2 separate regions of the Homo sapiens genome follow, and region 1 is linked to region 2. Evidence: read pairs that join two places in POLR2A ChIA-PET (ENCODE). Cell type or tissue: B cell. All regions are shown on one strand. Each heading gives the region's core, and the rest is flanking DNA. Links, peaks and the distances in the headings are about the cores only. Region 1 overlaps SLC12A8 (solute carrier family 12 member 8). Region 2 has its middle 14 kb from the start of ZNF148.

Region 1 (2,919 bases), core at 141-2,640, 260 kb after region 2:
ATATATATAAAAAAAAATTAGCCTGGCATGGTGGTGCATGCCTGTAGTTCCAGCTACTTAGGAGGCTGAGGCAGGAGAATCACTTGAACCTGGGAGGCAGAGGTTGCAGTGAGCTGAGATGGCGCCACTGCACTCCAGCCTGGGCGACAGAGCGAGACTGTGTCTCTAAACAAAGAAAAATAACTATCGATACACACAACAATATAGGTGAATCTCAAAATAATTATGCTGAGTAAAATAAGTCAGACCAAAAAAAAAGCAAATAAATATGATTGTATAAATTTCCATTTATATGCAGTTCTAGAAAATGCAATCTATAGTGACAGATGCCTGGGAATGGGAGTGAGAGGAGCACGAAGGAGGGATTACTAAAGTGCAGAAGGAAACTTTGGGGGGATGAAAAATATATTCCTGGCCTGGCGTGGTGGCTTGTGCCTATAATCCTAACACTTTGGGAGGCCAAGACAGGAGGATCCCTCAAGCTCAGGAGTTTGAGACCAGCCTGGGCAACATAGTGAGACCCTGTGGTCTCTACAAAACATGATTAAAAAGTTAGCTTTGGCCGGGCGCAGTGGCTCATGCCTACAATCTCAGAACTTTGGGAGGCTGAGGCAGCCGGATCACCTGAGGTCAGGAGTTTGAGACCAGCCTGGCCAACATGGTGAAACCCCATCTCTACTAAAAATACAAAAATTAGCTGGGCGTGGTGGCATGCACCTGTAGTCCCAGCAACTCGGGAGGCTGAGGCAGGAGAATCACTTGTAGTGATTCTCAGCTACTTAGGGGTGGGAGGTGGGTGACAGGAGGACTGCTTGATCCTGGGAGGTCAAGGCTACAGTGAGCTTTGGTCACGCCATGATACTCCAGCCTGAGTGACAGAGTGAGACCCTGTATCAAAAAAAAAATTGTGTGTGTGTGTGTGCGTGTGTGTGTGTGTGTGTATTCCTGATTATAGTGATGGTTTTATGGGTATATTCATATAGCAAAGCTTTTCAAGTTGTTACACTTTAAACATGTACATCTTATAGAATGTTAGTTATACCTCAATAAAGCTGTTAAAATGAAAAAGACAATAACTTTAATCATCTTTAATTGATTTTCCTCAATCCCACTTTTCCTTATAGCAATAGCCTTTCCCTCTCCTCTTCAAAGCCAAACAACATGGCTCCCCATGTCCATTCTTGTATCCCCTACTCAACTCTCCCAGTCTCTCCTTTGGGAATTGCAAGCCTGTCTCTGCAATGACATGGCTCTTTCACCAGTGACTTCCTTGTTACTAAATGCAGCGTGCATTTTTAGTCTCTCACTTTATTTAACTCTCAGCAACAACCCACTTCCCCTTGCATTTCTCTTGCCTTCCACGATGCAGGCTTCTCAGCTCCCTCCTACTCTCTGACTTGCCTTTATAGGTGCATCCCCTCCACCTGCCTGTCCAATGTTGGGGATCTTCAAGCTATTCCTAGGCCCTCACATCTCTTTCTCAACTATTTTCCTTGGAGTCTCATCCATGCTTATTGTTGAATAACCACCCTCAAAACTGGTGACTCCAAAATTTACACTTCCAGCCCAGACTTCTCTTCCAAGCTTCACATCATACATTCAGTTGTCCATGTGACATCTTCTCTTGGGTATCTTGGACCGAACAAGTTTGAACCAAACCCATCTCACCTACCCCTCAACTTGTCCTCCTCCTGTACTCCTGATGTCAGTAAATGGCACCTCCACCCAGCCAAATGCTTATGCCAGTGATCAGACCTCCCTCTTTCTTTCCAGTGCCCTCTAAGTCTTGTCAATTTTACCTCCTAAGAGTTGCTAGATTCTCTCTACTTCTCCTTATGTCTACCACCTGACCACTCTGGTCCCAGCTTCATCTATCACTTGTATCACTGTGTCAGCTTCCTGCCTGACTTTTCTTAAGGCTCGGCCATGGAAATGAGCCTGGAACTAGGGCTTGGAAGTGGCAGGTCGAATCCTGGTCTACAAATCCAGATTTGCCAGAAATAGTGCGTCGCTTTCATTTTTATAAAACAAAAAGAGTCAGTCTCCGACTCTAAGCCTTCATTCTGCCAGGATGGCTTAAAAGTAAGAGCAGTAATTCAGCATGCCTCCACCTGCTCCTGCCATGCTCTGCACCAGCTCCAGGGGCTTAGGGTTTTAAACAGTACCCAGACATGTTTGGGGGGCTCTGCAATTCCTTATCTGTAAACAGAACCAGGCCTTCCCATTGTCCTGTCCATAGGGCCTTTCAGGTTTGTGCTGCCTCTGAGCCACGTTCAAGGACTGGAAATCTGAGATTGGGAACCCTATGCTTAGGGTCTATGTACTCCCCAAACCTTTCCTTCTGGGGGTCTTACCGGCTCCCCACCAGTACTGCCAGGGAGTTGGCGGGGTGGGGGTTCCAGGTCCTCATTTCCCCAGAACCTGGGAACAGCCTCTCTCTCTCCCTGCCCCCGACTCCAGAACCAATCTTCTGTCAAATATGGGGACACTCCTGTCCAGGGCCAGCTTTCTGGGTGTGTGACCTATGCATTTACACTGTCCCCACCCTGAGAAGGGACTCATGCTTGTTTTAAGGCTTTGCTGTTACTAAAATTCTTGGGCCCGGCCTGGTGGCTCACGCCTGTAATCCCAGCACTTTGGGAGGATGACGTGGGCAGATCACTTGAGCCCGGGAGTTTGAGACCAGCCTGGCCAACATGGTGAAACCCCATCTCTACTAAAAATACAAAAATTAGCCAGGTGTGGTAGGGCATGCCTGTAATCCCAGCTACTCAGGGAGGCTGAGGCAGAAAAATCACTTGAACCTGGGAGGCAGAGATTGCAGTGCGCTGAAATCGTGCCACTGCACTCCAGCCTGGGTGACAGAGCAAGACTCTGTCTCAAAAAATAAAAAAAAAATCTTAATAATTTTTGATTCTG
Region 2 (2,919 bases), core at 266-2,765:
AATTGCTTGAACCCAGGAGACAGAGGTTGCAGTGAGCTGAGGTCACGCCATTACACTTCAGCCTGGGCAACAAGAGTGAAACTGTCTCAAAAAAAAAAAAAAAAGAAAAAAAGAAGAAGAAAAAAAAAAGAGATCTGGGCGTGCCATAATCTCAGCACTTTGGGAAGCCAAGGCAGGTGGATCACTTGAGGTCAGGAGTTTAAGACCAGCCTGACCAACATGGTGAAACCCCATCTCTACTAAAACTACAAAAATTAGCCCGGCTTGGTGGTGGGTACCTGTAATCCCAGCTACTCAGGAGGCTGAGACAGAAGAATTGCTTGAACCCGGGAGATGGAGGTTGCAGTGAGCCAAGATTGTGTTACTGTACTCCTGCCTGGCCAACAGAGCAAAACTTCAACTCAAAAAAAGAAAGTTAAGGGTTCTGTTTAAAAGGCAGCTGGGATTACAGGCATGTGCCACCATGCCTGGCTAATTTTTGTATTTTTAGTAGAGATGGGATTTCACCATGTTGGCCAGGCTAACTCCTGACCTCAAGTGATCCGCCTACCTTGGCCTCCCAAAGTGCTGGGATTACAGACGTGAGCCACTGCGCTTAGCCAAGTATGCAGTTTCTCTTGGCCTGTTTCCTCTTCTGTATAATGCTGATACAAGCCTTACCTTTGAGAGTTGTATTACCTGAGATTATACAGGTAAAGCTTTTAGCATGTTAAGCCTGGACAAATAGGGGCTTAATAAAGGGTAGTTTTTTAGGCCCACATCATCTCTCTCCTGGGCTCACTACTGGTCTTCTCCATCCCTGATCATCCCATCCAAGTGATTCGTTTCTATCTCTGACCCCAACTATCTAACTTTCAGCTCTCTTACTTCATTTTGCTCACTGTGCCTGGTTTTCAGTTGTATTGAGGTTTTGGCCCTTTTATTATCTCCCGTTAGCCCCATCTGCTCCCGCACTCTGAATGGGATTTCTCTCCTCTCTGGCTAGACCACAGGTCTGTCCCTTTTGCCAGTGCCATTGATTTCCTTGACCCATATTCTTTGCAGTGCTGACCTTAGGAAACCTTGAGCTTATTGCGGGTATTTGTTGGCCTTCCCATATTCTACCTGACCTGCTGGATGCTGCTGGAGAAAGTGACGTAACAAGCTGCTCCTTATGGGTCTAATCTCAGAGTCCTCGAGCTGCTCTTAATCTCTTTATTTTCCCTTTTGAATGCAGCCATTTCAAACCTTCTCCAAACTCTTCCGACTTCCTACCACAACACCTTCCCGCTTCCTCTCAGCAGGTGATCTCGTGGTTTACAGAGGAAATAAAAGTGTCTATTGACTTCCTGCCACTGCTTCCATGGATTGACCTCTATCTACTCTTGTCCTCTCTTCTGCCCCTTTGCCTAATACTTCTATTGTGCTTGGGGCCCCTTTTTCAGTCCTGTGACCGCCCATACAGCTTTTTTTTTTTTTTTTGAGACAAGGTCTCACCCAGTCACCTAGGCTGCAGTGCAGTGGCATGATCATAGCTTACTGCAGCCTTGACCTCTTGGGATCAAGCCATCCTCCCACCTCATCCTCTCAAGCAGCTGGAACTACAGGCTCACATCACCATGCCCCACTAATTTTTTATTGTTTTGTGGAAATGGGGTCCCACTATGTTGACAGGCTGGTCCCGAACTCCTGAGCTCAAGTGATCCTCCCTCCTCAGCCTTCCAAAGTGCTGGGATTACAAGTATGAGCCACCACATCCAGCCGGGCCTAGTAGGGGGTGTGCAAATCTTTTCTGTATCATTCCAATTTTAGTATATGTGCTGCTGAAGTGCGCACTCTACTGCCTTTTAAAAATATTATTATTATTATTATACTTTAAATTCTAGGGTACAAGTGCACAATGTGCAGGTTTGTTACATAGGTATACATGTGCCATGGTGGTTTGCTGCACCCATCAACTCGTAATTTACATTAGGTATTTCTCCTAATGCTATCTCTCCCTCAGCCCCCCATACCCGACAGGCCCCGGTGTGTGATGTTCCCCACCCTGTGTCCATGTGTTCCCATTGTTCAACTCCCACCTATGAGTGAGAACATTCGGTGTTCGGTTTTCTGTCCTTGTGACAGTTTGCTTAGAATGATGGTTTTCAGCTTCATCCATGTGCCTGCAAAGGACATTAACTCATCCTTTTTAATGGCTGCATAGTATTCCATGGTGTTTAGGTGCCACATTTTCTTAACTAGTCTATCATTGATGGACATTTGGGTTGGTTCCAAGTCTTTGCTATTGTGAATAGTGCAGCAATAAACATACGTGGGCATGTGTCTTTATTGTAGAATGATTTATAATCCTTTGGGCATATGCCCAGTAATGGGATTGCTGGGTCAAATGGTGTTTCTAGTTCTAGATCCTTGAGGAATTGCCACACTGTCTTCCACAATGTTTGAACTAATTTACACTCCCACGAACAGTGTAAAAGCATTTCTATTTGTCCACATCCTCTCCAGCATCTGTTGTTTCCTAACTTTTTAACGATTGCCATTCTAACTGGCGTGAGATGGTATCTCATTGTGGTTTTGATTTGCATTTCACTGATGACCAATGATGATGAGCATTTTTGCATATGTCTGTTGGCTGCATAAATGTCTTCTTTTGAGAAGAGTCTGTTCATATCCTTTGCCCACTTTTTGATGGGGTTGTTTATTTTTTTCTTGTAAATCTGTTTAAGTTCTTTGTAGATTCTGGATATTAGCTGTTTGTCAGACGGGTAGATTACAAAAATTTTCTCCCATTCTGTAGGTTGCCTGTTCACTCTGATGATAATTTCCTTTGCTGTGCAGAAGCTCTTTAGTTTAATTATATCCCATTTGTCTATTTTGGCTTTTGTTGCTATTGCTTTTGGTGTTTTAGTCATGAAGTCTTTGCCCATGCCTATGTCC

Evidence for each region. ChIA-PET counts read pairs that join two places held together with the same protein. Peaks named below come from ENCODE experiments on the same cell type or tissue, not always from the same donor. Only the 100,000 strongest peaks of a DNase experiment are listed, where the experiment ranks them.
Region 1: POLR2A ChIA-PET joins it to region 2 with 7 read pairs; 3 of 35 experiments call an interaction of 5 or more read pairs at or near these places.

What each region holds. Positions count from the first base shown.
Region 1 is chr3:125,131,367-125,134,285 of GRCh38, reverse strand. All of the region lies in intron 6 of SLC12A8 (solute carrier family 12 member 8), which reads left to right. Among named protein-coding and RNA genes, the nearest start is that of MIR5092, 19 kb to the left of the region's middle. In B cell, for the core only: no CTCF peak of the experiment used is centred there; a DNase peak (open chromatin) is centred at 1,285.
Region 2 is chr3:125,387,830-125,390,748 of GRCh38, reverse strand. It overlaps the pseudogene RNU6-232P. Among named protein-coding and RNA genes, the nearest start is that of ZNF148, 14 kb to the right of the region's middle. In B cell, for the core only: no CTCF peak of the experiment used is centred there; no DNase peak of the experiment used is centred there.